2 separate regions of the Homo sapiens genome follow, and region 1 is linked to region 2. A link is an interaction called in ENCODE POLR2A ChIA-PET data of the cell type or tissue named here. Cell type or tissue: CD4-positive, alpha-beta T cell. All regions are shown on one strand. Links, peaks and the distances in the headings refer to the core of each region. The heading gives the core; the rest is flanking DNA.

Evidence for each region. Peaks named below come from ENCODE experiments on the same cell type or tissue, not always from the same donor. Only the 100,000 strongest peaks of a DNase experiment are listed, where the experiment ranks them.
Region 1: POLR2A ChIA-PET joins it to region 2 with 12 read pairs; 7 of 35 experiments call an interaction of 5 or more read pairs at or near these places.

The regions. Positions count from the first base shown.
Region 1 is chr20:36,242,209-36,249,715 of GRCh38, reverse strand. It overlaps AAR2 (AAR2 splicing factor), which reads right to left. Exons shown (of 4, transcript NM_001271874.2): 3 at 4,790-5,019. Among named protein-coding and RNA genes, the nearest start is that of AAR2, 9.5 kb to the right of the region's middle. In CD4-positive, alpha-beta T cell, for the core only: no CTCF peak of the experiment used is centred there; no DNase peak of the experiment used is centred there.
Region 2 is chr20:36,396,370-36,403,876 of GRCh38, reverse strand. All of the region lies in intron 2 of DLGAP4 (DLG associated protein 4), which reads right to left. Among named protein-coding and RNA genes, the nearest start is that of DLGAP4, 94 kb to the right of the region's middle. In CD4-positive, alpha-beta T cell, for the core only: no CTCF peak of the experiment used is centred there; a DNase peak (open chromatin) is centred at 4,006.

The sequences.
Region 1 (7,507 bases), core at 1,746-4,245, 150 kb after region 2:
GGGATTAGAGACCTAGCTTCTAGCACTGTTGTGAGGGCTCAATGAGACTAAGCATGCAAAAGAGATAGCTAATGGCAAGAGGTGTAGGAGTAGGCAGGCAAATTTATCATAGTGGGCATCGTGATAAAAATACCATAGACCTCATCGTCAGAGTTGGTGTTTTCCCTCAAGAGTTAAAGATGAACACACATTTAGAATACTAGCAACAAAGGAAGTTGGAAAGCATATACGGCCTATTGTAACTAGAAGTATTTTTAAAAACAGGTTAGATGACTATATGCCTAAGTACTACGTAATCAACAATAAAAATCCTTATTTTGTACATAACTCACTTTCTAACATATCATTAAATTCAGATTATCCTTTCATTGGTTTTAAATGAATTATGGTGACTTACGTTGCTTTAAATAAAAGAAAAAACTGCATCTATTTTTGTAAAACAAATCCCTTTTATTCAAGTGAAATCCAAGGGATTTGTAAAAACCAGTGGCTTCTATTCAAAAGGGCCTCACATGGGAAAGTTGAAAAAAAATTAATGGCTAAGAGAATTCCATTACGCGGCTGATTTTATCCATGCTAATGTGGCTGTCTTTAAGTGCTCACACACACAAACACCAGTCCCTCTCCATGGGTAGTAGCCATTTAAGCTCCTAAGTAAGACAGCCAGTTCCACTTACTTGACTACCTGGGAGGGCAGGCGGCTGGCTGAGGAAGGCTTTTATGGGCTGATTCATTCAGTCACAAATGCCCTGAGTGAATGCCTCTGTGTGGAGAACTGGACTCTCACTGCCAACATGGCATCAACGTGACTCTCCATTAAAAAAAAAAAAAAAGTTTTACAATATCCTTCTCCACATTGTGCCTTTTGAAATCTCAGTCATCCCTCAAGTGCATGGTCAAATGCCCCCACCTTCCACCCTTGCATAAAGCCTCAAATCTCAACCCCAGTCAGAATTAACCACTCCCTCTTTGGTGCTCCTAACGCCCTTTGATCAGACTCCACTGTTTATACCTATGATATTTACATTGTCACAAGAATTATGAACTCTATCCATCTAAAAACACCCAATAACACCAAATGACATAAATGTTAGGCCTTGACAACATATTGATGATAACCAGATGTGAGTTGGGTGGATCACCTGAAGTCAGGAGTTCGAGACCAGCCTGGCCAACATGGCGAAACCTCATCTCTACTAAAAATACAAAAAAATTAGGTTGGCGTGGTGGTGCACACCTGTAATCCCAGCTACTTGGGAGGCTGAGGCCAGAGAATCACTTGAACCCGGGAGGCAGAGGTTGCAGTGAGCCGAGATCGCGCCATTGTACTCCAGCCTGGGTTACAGACCAAGACTATGTCTCAAAAAAAAAAAAAAAAGAAGAAGAAGAAGATAACCAGATGAACAAAAAATAGGCCTCGTGTAAAAGGAGCCCATGACTCAGTGCGGGAGTCAGGCAGACAATATATTAGTTTCAGCAAGCACATCTCATGCAATATAATAGCGACAAGTTCAAAGTAAGCTAAGAGTAGGGAAAGGGGAGAGTGAAAGAGAGACAGAGATTGAGACAGAGAGAGGAGGGATGGCTTGACAGAGAGGGATGCCTTGAGGGCATGTTGTAGAATGAGCAAATATGTACCAGGGAGAGGGAAAATCAGGTTCCGGCAAGAAGGTATGAAACATGGGTATAAAGTTTCAATTATGCAGGATGAAGAAGTTCTAGAGATCTGCTGGATGGCATGATGCTTATGGTTAATACTGTACTGAACACTGAAAATCTGTTAAGAGGGCATATATGTTAAATTGTGTTTTTTTTTACCACAATTTTATTTTTATTATTTTTTTTTGAGACAAAGTCTCACTGTTTTTGCCCAGGCTGGAGTGTAGTGGTGCAATCTCGAATCACTGCAACCTCTGCTTCCCCAGTTCAAGAGATTCTCCTGCCTCAGCCTCCTGAGTAGCTGGGACTAGAGGCGCCCACCACCATGCCTGGCTAATTTTTGTATTTTTAGTAGACATGGGGGTTTCACCATGTTGGCCAGGCTGGTCTCTAACTCCTGACCTCAAGTGATCCTCCAGCCTCGGCCTCCCAAAGTGCTGAGATCACAGGCGTGAGCCACCATGGACCAGCTGTTTTTTACAACAATTTTTTTTTTTAAAAAGCATGAAACAGCATAACCTGTCCAGGAACCTGCAAAGAGACCACTGTTGCTGGAGTTGATGGGGGAAAACGGAGAGGAAAGAGAAGCTGGAGAACAGGATAAGAAGCCAGATCAGAATGGCCTTTGCGACCAATGTTTAGGCTTTTAATTTTCCACGCAATGAGGAGCCACAGAGAAGCAGGATCACAGCTGCATTATGGAGCAGCACCTCAGGTGGCAGTGTGGGAGAGAGATGGGGTAACTGGTAAGCACGGAGGCTGGTAAACTCCGATGCAGTCTAGGTGAGACCAAAAGGCCGGGGCTAGGGAAATGGTACTAGGGCAGGACTGCCTTCTAAAACACTTACTGCTACCTGCTTACTGCTATTTGGTTAGTTAACTTTCTGTTAACTTTCTCAAAATACAAGAGTCTGCTATCTGGAGTTACTTGGCTAGTTAACTTTCTGTTAACTTTCTCAAATTACAAGAGTCAAGACAATGACTCTGTCTTGCTCACAGCTATATTCCCAGTTCTAGAACAGAGTCTTCTATACAGCAGATGCTCAGCAATTACCTGCTAAATCAATGAACAAATCCCTTGAGGGCAGGAACCCTGGCTAACTCACATGTATATATATTCCTCAACACTTTCAGTAGAATGTTATATATGAAGAATGCTCAAAGACATGTGTTTTTTGTTTTGTTTTGTTTTGTTTTGGCACATGCCCTGGATTTTTCCAAATAATGACATCGAATTTTCTTGGTGAAAAGTTCAAAGACTGAATGTTTCCAACCATCAGCTTTGCACAACCCACCTGGGCATCTAGCAATCCAGCTGGGCACTTTCTGCTTTGTAAATCATTGCTGGCAACAAAGCCTGGCAATTATAGAGCTCAGCTGCTGGTTGTGCTAACAATGGTCTGGACAGCCAGCAACACCGTGGCCCTCCTGTGTCTGTGCGACGCATCAACGTGCATCAGGAGGGAAGCAGCCACTGCCAGAGGCAAGTTAGCAGGCTAATGCCTCCTCACACTGCCTCACAACCCATAACCAGTACCTTTGGGGAAAATTTTCCCCACAGAGGAAGGACAAAGGGGTTTAATTTCTCTGTTATATGAAGAACCAGTAAAAGGACAGTTTTATAGCTCTTCTGAGTGGAACAGACCAGGCTCAAATCATGCGCTTGACTGACTCATTGCCATGGTTTACACAGGTCCTTCAACTGCCAGCTTTAAGTCAGATGCCTGCTCACAGGGACTCATCCAACAGTAGGTTGGCTTTAGAAAAGCGTTCTGTACCTCTGAGAAACAGGACCTCGATGAAGTCTTCACTGATGTCAATCAAGAATCCTTTCTGGGGGATTCACACTGTGTTCACTACACAAGGGCATAAGCACAGGCAGGAAACCAAGACTCAGGCCTGGGTACAAATCCTGACCTCCACCTGCCAGCTGTATGACTTCAAGTAAGTGATTTAACCATTCTCAAGTGTTCCCATTTGTAAAATGGGAATAATACCCCCATCTTACAAGGCTCCAAAGGGATTCAATGAGTGAACAGGGTCTCACTCTGTTGCCCAGGCTGGAGTGCAGTGGCACGATCATAATCATTGCTCACTATAGCCTCAAACTCCTGGGCTAAGTGATCCTCCTGTCTCAGCCTCCCAAGTGGCTAGGACTACAGGTGCACATGACCATACCTGGCCAATTTTTTAATTTTTGGAGAGACGGGGTCTCACTATATTGCCCAAGCTGGTCTTTAATTCCTGGGCTCAAGTGATCCTCCTGCCTTCACCTCCCAAAGTGTTGGGATTACAGTCATGAACCACCACGCCCAGCCCCAATATTTAACGAATGCTCGTCCCTTCTGTTACCCCGAGTGGGATTGGAAGGTTGGTGAAAGGCTGCCTTATATGGAGCAGGCCTCATGGGGGTATTACACACAGGGAGAAGAAAGAAGCTCATGGGAGGGAAAGTATGGAAACTGACAGTGGCAGCTTCTGCCTCTTCTATTCTTGAGAAAGTTACACAATGTGAGTGACAGAGGCTGTCCCAAGTACATAAAGGACTAATCTGTTTGCAAAGGGAGGAAATAGCATAGGATGAAGATTGTAAGTTGTTTGAAGCTTCTTTCCTAATTACCACTCATAATGAAAATTTAATTGCCAAGTTAAAAGCAAATTTCACTTTTTCTGTCATAGAATCTCTGCAGAAACTGGCACATTTTGTTTGAACAGGAAATCAAAGTTATTTTAATGCTTAAATGAGATCTAAGGAGCTGCAGATGTTTCACTGGGAATAACAAACTTCAAAATTCTGCTTTACTGGGTTGTAGCAATTCATGGCTACAGGGAGAAAGAAACGCTGTTTTAAGCTGAGTAAACCAAAGCAGTGGGAGGAATTCAAATCCAAGTACCCCAGTGTTAGGCACTCTGGGGACGAGGTGTAGGGAGAGGGTGGTACAGAGAGAAAATTTCTGGCATAGAGGCACTTACAATTGAGTAAGAGAGAGAAAAGCAGGAAATATCCCAAGACTAGGAAACTGAAATTTAAAAATTTTGGGGTCATGGAAGAATAGCGAGAAACAAAACACATACTGTTGCCTCAATTCTGACCCACATGTGCATCAGCTCAGTCAGAAAGACTGCTCACCTGTAAGGTGCTGGTGAGGAAGTTGTCTTGGGAGACAATGTCTACGAAGAAGTCAGCGGGGATCTCACCAAGCTGGTGGTACAGGATGGAGATGAGGTTGATGTAGAGGGTGTGGTGCTTCATCATGGCTGCTTCTGACCGGCACAGGAGGTTCAGGAGCCGCTTCCAATGCTCAAATGCCTCGTACACATTCCCCAGCAGGAAGCACACAAAAGCAAACTGGAGTTCACCTGAAAGGTGCAGAGAGGAGAAGTGATTCTGAGGGAGAGGAGGACCAGCTGACACTCTCCATCACTATTCACAAGGCCATGAATTCCACTGGACCTCAGCAACAGATGAGCTTTTATCCTTGTCACTCCTGCAGAGCCTGGCAGGAGATTTTGCACCTAACAGGTACTCAATAGATGTCTGCTGAACCGCTATGAATTCAAGCCATGGGAAACCAACCTGTGGCTTTGGATTTCTATAAAATCAGACTGCTAGAGAAGAGGTATTCCCAGTATTTGCCTGGCATTTTAAGTTTACAAAATGTGTTCATGGATATTATGCCAAGTGGATTTCAAACCTGGCTGCCCATCAGAATCACTGAGAGTCTGTTAAAAGTAAAGCTACCCAAGCTTCACCCTCAGAGGTTCTGGTGGAGGAGAGATGATGGGGCCTTCGTATCTGTAGCTCTAACAAGCTCCCCAGGTGATTCTAATGTGGATGGTCTGCTCCAGGGTCAGGAAATACTGCACTATACCATGTAACCCTCAGCCCAACTCCACAAGGCGATCAGGAAGATGGTATTTGCCTCATTTCATAGATAAGGTCAAGGGCTTGCCCAAGGCCACACATCTAATGCTTCACAATGTGGGCAACGGAAAGATAAAACAGATTCTCCATTGGGTGGGAACAGTTCTGGAACCTCCCACAAAAGAAAAATTCATGAGTACTTATTCCAGGGTCAGCCTGCCAGGCAGATTATTTTTGTTTGCTTAACCACAGGGCTCTGTGATTTAATCTCTATGAGCAGCTTGGTGGCTAAGAGCATGGGCTCTGGAGCCAAACTGCCTAGCTTCAAATCTTAGCTCTGCCACTTAGCAGCTGTGTGACCTTGGGCAAGTTACTCAATCTATTAAGGCCTCAATTTCCTTATTTGAGGGTTGTAGCAAAGATTACATGAATGGATATAGTACATGTATAGCATTTAGAATAAGACCTGGCACAAAGTAGCACTCAAAAAATATTATGTTCCCAATTTCTATCAGATGCCCATCTCAAACAGAGACCTGATGATCCAGACACCACTGTCCCTGGGCAAGTAACTGGGTCTCTGGTTACCACAGAATACTGCTCCTCATCACAGGCATTCTCTCTACTTCAAAGGTGGCTGGAAATTTAATGAGGTATACATACATGTGGGCCATAAAAAGAAGAGATGTACTCAACACCAAATACCTCTTTAAATGCATGGCGTTTGATCTGTGCCACCTCCAGAGACCTGGAAAAACTAGCTCCCTGTTCCTAAGCATACGGAACTAAGTTTGATTTGTGTGAATAGCTACCTGGTTTAGAAATTTTGGATTTCTGACCAATATTTTCAAATATAGTCAAATTTTCTTTGTATAATATAGGTTAATGATTTGCTTCTTCAGCTGGCTTTACTTGGTTTGTGAAACTAAATATTAGCCTATTATTTGCGTTTAGGACATTTATTAAATTTGTGCATTTCTGACTTTATCTAAAATTAAATTATATTTTTCAAAGAGGTGTGATGTAGATTCAAAATTATCCCTGGACAGGTGCGGTGGCAGGGATAGTCCTAGCCCTTTGAGAGGTCAGTGGAGGAGGATTGCTTGAGTTCAGGAGTTTGAGACAAGCTTGGGCAACACAGGGAGACCCTATCTCAACCAAAAATAATTAGCTGGGCGTGGTGGCACACACCTGAAGTCCCACCTACTTGGGAGGCTGAGGTGGGAGGCTCAGTTGAGCCCAGGAGGTTGAGGCTGCAGTGAGTTGTGATCATGCCACTGTACTCCAGCCCATGTCACAGAGTGAGACCTTGTCTCAAAAAAAAAAAAAAAAAAAAACCAACAAAGTTATTCCTGTAACAGACCTTTTCGCAAGATATATTTTGAAGAATTGAAATGTTTAAGAGGTAGAAAGACAGGATTTCTATTCATTTTTAAGCCAGACTTTTAAAAGTTACTTATTATACGAAAATACTAATGCATTAAGATGTACCTGTTAAAGGCTGGGTGCGGTGGCTCACGCCTGTAATTCCAGCACTTTGGGAGGCTGAGGCAGGTGGATCATGAGGTCAGGAGATCGAGACCATCCTGGCCAACATGGTGAAACCCTGTCTCTACTAAAAATACAAAACAAAATTAGCCGGGCGTGGTGGCGGGCGCCTGTAGTCCCAGCTACTCAGGAGGCTGAGGCAGGAGAATGGCGTGAACCCGGGAGGCGGAGCTTGCAGTGAGCCGAACTCACACCACTGCACTCCAGCCTGGGCGACAGAGCAAGACTCCGTCTCAACAACAACAACAACAACAACAACAACAACAACAACAACAACAAAAGATGTACCTGTTAAAATATAGGTTATATCATTAGCTGAGCCAATGATATAAAAAGTCCTGTCTAGGCACAGTAATCCCAGCACTTTGGGAAGCCGAGGCAGAAGGATCACTTGGGCCCGAGAGGTTGAGGTGGCAGTAAGACATGATTGTGTGA
Region 2 (7,507 bases), core at 2,547-5,046:
CCATCAGCCCTATAAGTGAGCTTGGAAGCAAATCTTCCAGCCCAAGTCAAGCCTTCAGATGGCTGCAGCCCTAGCTGACATCCTGACTGCAACCTAATGAGAGATCCCTGAGCCAAGACCACCTAGCTAAGCTGGTCCTAAATTCTTGATCCACAGAAACTGTGTGATAACATGTGTTTAGTGTTGTTTTAGGCTGCTAAAGTTGTTTTGCAGCAATAGATAAGCAATACAAATTTCCTCTGGAAACACGTTGAGTTTGCTTGTATACTTCCAGAAATGGGCAAATTACTACCTCACAAAGCAGTCTGTTCTACCACTGGGCAGCTCAGACTATCGGTCTCCTTGAGGTTTCTTCTTTGGCCCCAGCTTTGCCCTCTGGGATTATAGGTAACACAAGCTCCCTTTGCCCTTGGTTGGCCATGCAGGGATTGCATTCTGCTATGGTCTGACTGTTCGTCCTCTCTAAAACTCATGTTGAAATTTAATTGCCATTGTGACAGTCTTGGGAGGTGGGACTTTAAAGATGTGTTTAGGTCATGAGGGCTCTGTCTCATGAATGATATTGCAGGAGTGGGTTCACCTCCTCTTTCCATTGTTTCTCTCTCTCTTTGACCTTCTGCCATGTGATGCCTTCCACCATGTTATGACATAGCAAGAAGGCCCTCGCCAGATGCCAGCACCTTGACTTGGACTTCCCAGCCTCCAGAACTGTGAGCCAATTCATTTCTGTTCATTATACATTACCCAGCCTGTGGTATTCTGTTACAGTAGCACAAAATGGACTAAGACATATCCGCTCTGGCTGTCTCTTCTTCTGCCAGCTACACAGCCTTGGGCAAATCCACCCCTCTTTCTGTCCTCTTTTCTCAGAGGACAAGGCTCTAGGTTTCTACTCATTCTGTGCTCTCTTTAAGCCATGTACTAGATTATCACAGAGTTGAGTGGCAAAGAGGAAGTAATACCAGCTACAGAATCCAACACACCCAGGCTAAAAGCCCAATTCCTCCACCATCTGTGTGAACTTTGAGTATGTTGCTTCCCCTCTCTGAGCCATTGTTAAGATGAAGGTAGTAACAGAGGGTGACTAGGAGGAGTAAATGAATTACTGTATTTAATAAAAAAAAATTTTTTTTTATGAGACAGGGTCTTGCCCTATCACCCAGGCTGGAGTTTGTGATCATAGCCACTACAGCTTGGAATTCCTGGGCTCAAGAAATCCTCCTGCCTCAGCCTCCCAAGTAGCTGGGACTACTGGCATGCACCACCATGTCCAGCTAATTTTTTAATATTTTGTAGAGACAGGGTCTCACTGTGCTGCCCAGGCTGGTCTTGAACCCCTGGGTTCAAGCAATCTTCCCATCTTGATCTCCCAAAGTGCTGGGATGACAGGCATGAGCCACTGCCTGAATTACTGTAATGATGATGATAGCAGTAGTAACAGCAACTATTTCATTCATGAGGCACATATGATCCAACAGACACTTGACACGCATTAGCCCATTTAACAGACCCAAAGTGTAGGTGAGATTATGCCTTTTCTTTTATAGAGGAGGAAACTGAGTCCAGAGAAGCAAAGTGACTTGCCCAGTTGGTAAGTGGTAGAGATGAGTTTTGAACCCCAAATGACTCTGACCAGGTTGAGGGATATCCTGAGTAACAGGTAGTTCCTTTTTGTCAGCCTATTCCCATCAGTAGAGCCCTAGCACGGAACCTGGGGCCAGGTTTGCATCTGCGCTGACTTGGGGGCCCTCCCACTGGCATGACATGTGTCTTCCTGGCCCTGCTCATTTGCAGTTGTAAATGGTTTCACAATTCATCTACTGAACACAGATGTAGCATGAACTGACACCCCCAACCCTGGCCCTGCCACTGTCTCCAGCTTTCTCTCACACCCCGCTCCTAGTCATTCACTCGGCTCCAGCCACACTGGTTTGCCAGATCCTTCAACTCACCAAGCACTTTCCTCCCTCAGGGCGTTCACATTGGCTGTACCTCTTTCTAGAATACTTTTCCCGATTCAGGTCTTGGCACAGACGTCACCTCCTCAGGGAGGCCTTCCCTGATCCTTCAGTCTACAGTGGGTGCTCCCTCTTTTTCTCTGTCACAGCAGCCTGTGTGTTTTGTAAAACTCGTCTCTGTCAAAAGCGGTCTTCATTTATGTGCTTATTGTTGCTGCCCTCTTCCCAGATTGTGAGCTCTGCCAGAGGGGAGAGACTGACCTATCTTATTCAAGGCTGTGTCCCCAACGCTAACCACGATGCTGGCACCCAGCAGCTACTGAGGGACTGTTTGTCAGATGAGTGAACATGAACTTCCTTGCTCAGCACTAGGGCACTGGGGGAGAAGCAGGAAGGGCAATGTTGCAAACCCATTCCGCAGGTGAGGACACACAGCCCGGGAGGGAAAAGCCGCCTGCCTGAGGTGACACCAGGGCTAAGCAGCAGCACGTGGCAAAGACTGGGGGCTCCCCTCTCAGCTCAGAGCCCCCTCCTCAGCCAGGACTGTCTGGACCCGCCAGGGAGGCAGCTGGATGCTAATTGATATTCTGCCCGGGACTGCTTGGAATGGAATAAAATATTTATCTGTGGCTGGAGGTTTGCAGAGGACATTTAAGATGGATCGCGTTCTCATGTGCCTATGAAATCTAATTGGATTCATTGTAGGATATTTGGTTTCTCGGAACAGGCATATCATTTTCTCAGGGAGCGGCAGCCTCTGCCGCCCAGGATTGGATGGGTGCTGTTTTGGCCTCAGGCTGCCCAATTGGCCGGGGCCAGGTTAGGTCTCTGGTTGCTGGGCGGGTGGGGGACTGGAGGAGGGGTGGTGGCAGGAGGAGTTTGACTGGCCTCTCTGTGGGATGGCCTGATTTCCTCTGAGGTTCCCAGCCACAGAAAGCCAGTTTTTCCGGCAAAGGGGGGAATTCCTCAAGAAAGCACATTGCCCCTCACCTCTGATTCCCCGCTGGCCCCCCAGCGCCCGGTGACAGCTGCCTGGTGGCCTCCAAAACATCTCGAAACTCCGCACCTGGTTTTCATCGCCATTGCCACAGCCACCCCCTCCTTCACTCCCATTCCCCTGTTCCAGGCACGTCACTGGTCTTCTGCCCCCAGATTCCCCCCACTCCAGAGTGCGAAAGATCTTCCTAAAGTATATGTTTCAAGTTCTGCCTCCCACTTTCCATACGAACAAAGGCAAGCCTCTTCCCCACCCCCAGCCTCAGTTTCCCCATCAGAAAGGAAGGAGTTGGGCTGCAATGTTCCCAACCCCATCCAACCCCCTCAGACCCCAAATGCCATTTTTATAGAAAATATTTTGTAATGTCCCCTTTTATTCTCCTGAAATAAAATTCATAGATCATATTACCTACCTACACACGTAATTTAAAAACATACAATGCCCTAACTGAAATATAAAGGAGAAGTGAAAGGAAAGTAATTTATAATACGACTCATATTGTAAAGCACAATGCTGGGACACAACTCGTCAAGAAGGCGTAATGAAGGAATCAGATGCCAGCACCTACCCACAGAATCTGTGACAGTTACAAATGCAGACAGAGAAAGATGTGCTGTTGAATCAGCTGCTCAAATATCGCTGGTACCACAAGCTAGAGGGGATGATCCTTCCAAAATGGTGACCAACTCTTGGTAAAATTCTGAACCAACAGAAGAAGCACATCCTTTCTTTGGCATTCATGACAGTTACATTCCTGGTATATTAAAACTGGGTAAAAAGGTACTTCAAGCTTGTATACAAAATATAGTGAGGGTCCAGGATCAGGGAGTTACAAACAGGTTTTTTGTTTGTTTGTTTCAGTTTCGTTATTTTTGCCTACAGGAATGGCTGGCAGGACATTTGAAAGTCACATGGAACGCAGCTGGGACAATTCTTCATTGTGAAAGTTTGGCCTGAATGTTACCAGTTTCCTGCCCTCTAAAAGCTAGTAGCCCCTGCTCAGTTACTGTGGTAACAAAAATAGCCCCTGGGAGGCGCTGCTGTGCCCTTGAGAGCCTCGGGACTACAGCCTGACTAGCAGATTCAGAGCTCACCACCAGCTGTATTTCCTACACCTGTGGCAGACATAACTAATGGAAACCTCACGTTCTCATTGATGGGATAAGGCCTGGAATCCTCGAATCTGCACTCTATGCAACCCACTGGAATTAGCTCATGAGCTGAAACTTGGCTCAAAGTTGAAACTCATTCAACTCTTACAAATACTTACAGAATTTGACAGAGCTAACTGAAGGGTCTGCGAGGTTCTTTAGCTTCACTTTCAAGGCTCCAGGCTTCCCTGCCCCTCCCCAGCTCAAGGCCCACCCATAGCTCCCCAGTGCTGGCAGCAGGCAGTTCTGTCCCTTGGCTGGCCATTCCCAGCTCTCTCTGGGTTGGTCCAACAATGACAGACACAGGCAGAGCACTTCAGAGATTGCAAAGCAGGCATGATCTTATTTTTTCTTACACAGAATGTGAGGCAGGCAGAGCAAGGGCATGGGTCTCATTTTATAGATAAGGAAACCAAGGCTCTTCGGGTGGAAGTGACTTGCCCAAGGCCACAGAGCTAGGAAGTAGTCAGCACTGGAACCCAATTCTCTTGAATGTAAAGCCCTCATCTTGTCCAGCCTGTGCTTTTTATGTTTTTGTTTTTGTTTTCTTGGTTGTTGTTGTTTGTTTGTTTTTTGAGACAGAGTCTCACTCTGTTGCTCAGGCTAGAGTGCAACCTCCAGCAACCTCCTGGCTCACTGCAACTCCGCCTCCTGGGTTCAAGAAATTCTTGTGCCTCAGGCTCCCAGGTAGCTGGGATTACAGATATGCACCACCATGCCTAGCTAATTTTTGTATTTTTGGTAGACACAGGGTTTTGCCTTGTTGCCCAGACTGGTCTTGAACTGCTGACCTCAAGTGATCCACCCGCCTCAGCCTCCCAAAGTGCTGGGATTACAGGTGTGAGCCACCGCGCCTGGCCAGCCTTGCTGTGTATTAGGTAATCCAAGCTCCAGTCACAGCCAGCCACACGTTATTCTCCAGCAACTCCCATCATACCCAGGAACCACAGCATAGTGGCTGAGAATGTGGGAGCCAGAGTCAGACTGTATCTGGCTGACTTCCAATCCTGACTCTACCATTTGGAGCTGTGTGACCTTGGGCAGGTTACTCAACCTCTCTGGTTTCCATTTCCTCATCTATAAATGGAGATAATGGTATCTATCTCACAGAGCTGTTAAAGGGGGTTAAACGAGGCAATCACATAGAACATTCAGCATAGTGCCTAGCAAGCAATAAGAGCTTAATGGATCTTGGCTGGTATTATTGCTTCCACAGCTCCTGCCACCTGATGTACTCTTCTCTACGGCTGTGTTAGTAATATCTTCTCTCATAAACATCACTCCTTTGACCCTGCCACCTCCACCAGACTGATCTTACCTCACCCTGATTCCTAGCAAATTTTATCAGTGTTTCCATTTTTGCCAAGAGTTACTCCATACCTCCATGCCTTTGCCCATGCTGTTCCCTCTGGGTGGAATGCTTTTCCCATCTTGTCTCCTAGCCTAACACTTACATCTTTAAGTAGTAACTCCTCCAGAAGGCCTTCCCTGAGACACACAGACCGGATCAGGAATCTCCTCTTGGGTCCGACAGCCCTTGGTTCTCTCTAACACACCAGAATTGTCACTGGACATCAAGAACAGAGAAAAGTTTGAACCCCAAAATTAGCAAATACGTGTTTTTTCAAACACATATGTAACATTTACAAAAATTGGCAAAGTTTTTTTGTCGCCCAGGCTGGAGTGCAATGGCACAATCTCAGCTCACCGCAACCTCTGCCTCCCAGGTTCAAGCGATTCTCTTGCCTCAGCCTCCTGAGTAGCTGGGATTACAGGCGCCCGCCACCACATCTGGCTAATTTTTGTATTTTAGTAGAGACAGGGTTTCACCATGTTGGCCAGGCTAGTCTCGAACTCCTGACCTCAGGTGATCCACCCACCTCATCCTCCCAAAGTGCTGGGATTACAGGCGTAAGCCACCATGCCTGGCCTAATTTGCCAAGTTTTAAGCTGCAAAGCCAATCTCAACGAATACCAAAGAAACAATGCAGTAACAAAAGATAACTGAAAATTACCCATACGTTTGAAATTTAAAAAACATCTATTTCTAAATAACTCGTGGGCTGAGGAAGAAACCAAAAGGAAAATGAGAAAAGACTTAGAAATGAATGATAATGACAATACAATATATCAAAATTTGAGGGATGCAGCTAAAGTTGTATCTAGAGACGTATAGTCTTCAGTGTTTATATTAAAAAAAGAAAAGAAAAAAACAAACTGAAAAGCAATATGATAAACAACTCCAAAAGTTAGAAAAGAAACACCAAAATAAATCCAAAGAAGGGAGAAGGGTGGGAGTGCCTGCCAATTTCCACATATGCCTCCCTTATGGCACTGGGGAGTATCTTTGGGTCCTGCAGGCTGGCCAGGGCGTGACACGGAAGGGCTGTTAGTGAATGTCAGTTGAATGCATGCTCTGGATAGAATAGCTTTGGTTTCTCGCTATTTCGTTTCTGTGTCAGTGTTTCTCAAGTTGGGTTCCCAGAACCCCTGAATTAGGACTCACCCAAGTCTAAATGGAGTGAGACCCCAGAACTTACATTTTCTAACAAGCTCTCAGGCGAGTCCATGTGTACTGATCCTTACTCCATGGCAAGGGAGTACAGGGCTGCCTCAGGGAAACTTACAAGGTCAGGCGTGTCTGTTAAGGGAACCCGCCCTTCCCCTTAGGGACCTTCTTCCCCACTGATGTTTTTGTTACCAGCTCCATACCACTTAGAGATAATCATGTCTCAAATCTAAGCCTCAGTTTACCTGCCTGGAATATGGGAATAAAGATGGTTCTTCCTCTGCAGCTTCAGGTGCCTCAAGGTTTTTCTTCCCAGAAACTCCTCCCTGGGGCACAGGTCAACTTCCTGTTCCATGGTGGGTTGTCACTCTTTAAAAGGGCACAGCTCTCAAAAACCACTCTCCCTCTTCTGAATCATTTGAATGCAACCGCCCTGAGAGGGCAGGCAGGGCTCGTTATGGTTCGTGTTTTATGGATGGAGAAACTGAGGCTAAGTAGGGCTGCCTTCAGGGTGAGAAGTCTTCAATAGGCCCCTGGAATCACCCCAGAGGAAGATCAAAAGTTCCATCTATCCCTCATGGTATGTGTATGTGGTATGTGTGTGGTGTGTGTGTGTGTGGTGTGTGCGTGTATGTGTTTGTGTCTGTGGTGTGTATGCGTGCGTGTGTGTGTCTGGTGTGTGTATGTGGTGTGTGTATGTGTGTGTCTGTGGTGTGTGTGTGCGTGTGTGTGCACGTGTATGTATGTGGTGTGTGTGTATGGTGTGCATGTGTGTGGTGTGTGTGATGTGTATGTGTGTGTGTGCATGTGATGTGTGTGTGTGGGTGTGTGTATGTGGTGTGTGTGTGTGTATGTGGTGTGTGTATGTGGCATGTGTGTATGTGGGGTGTGT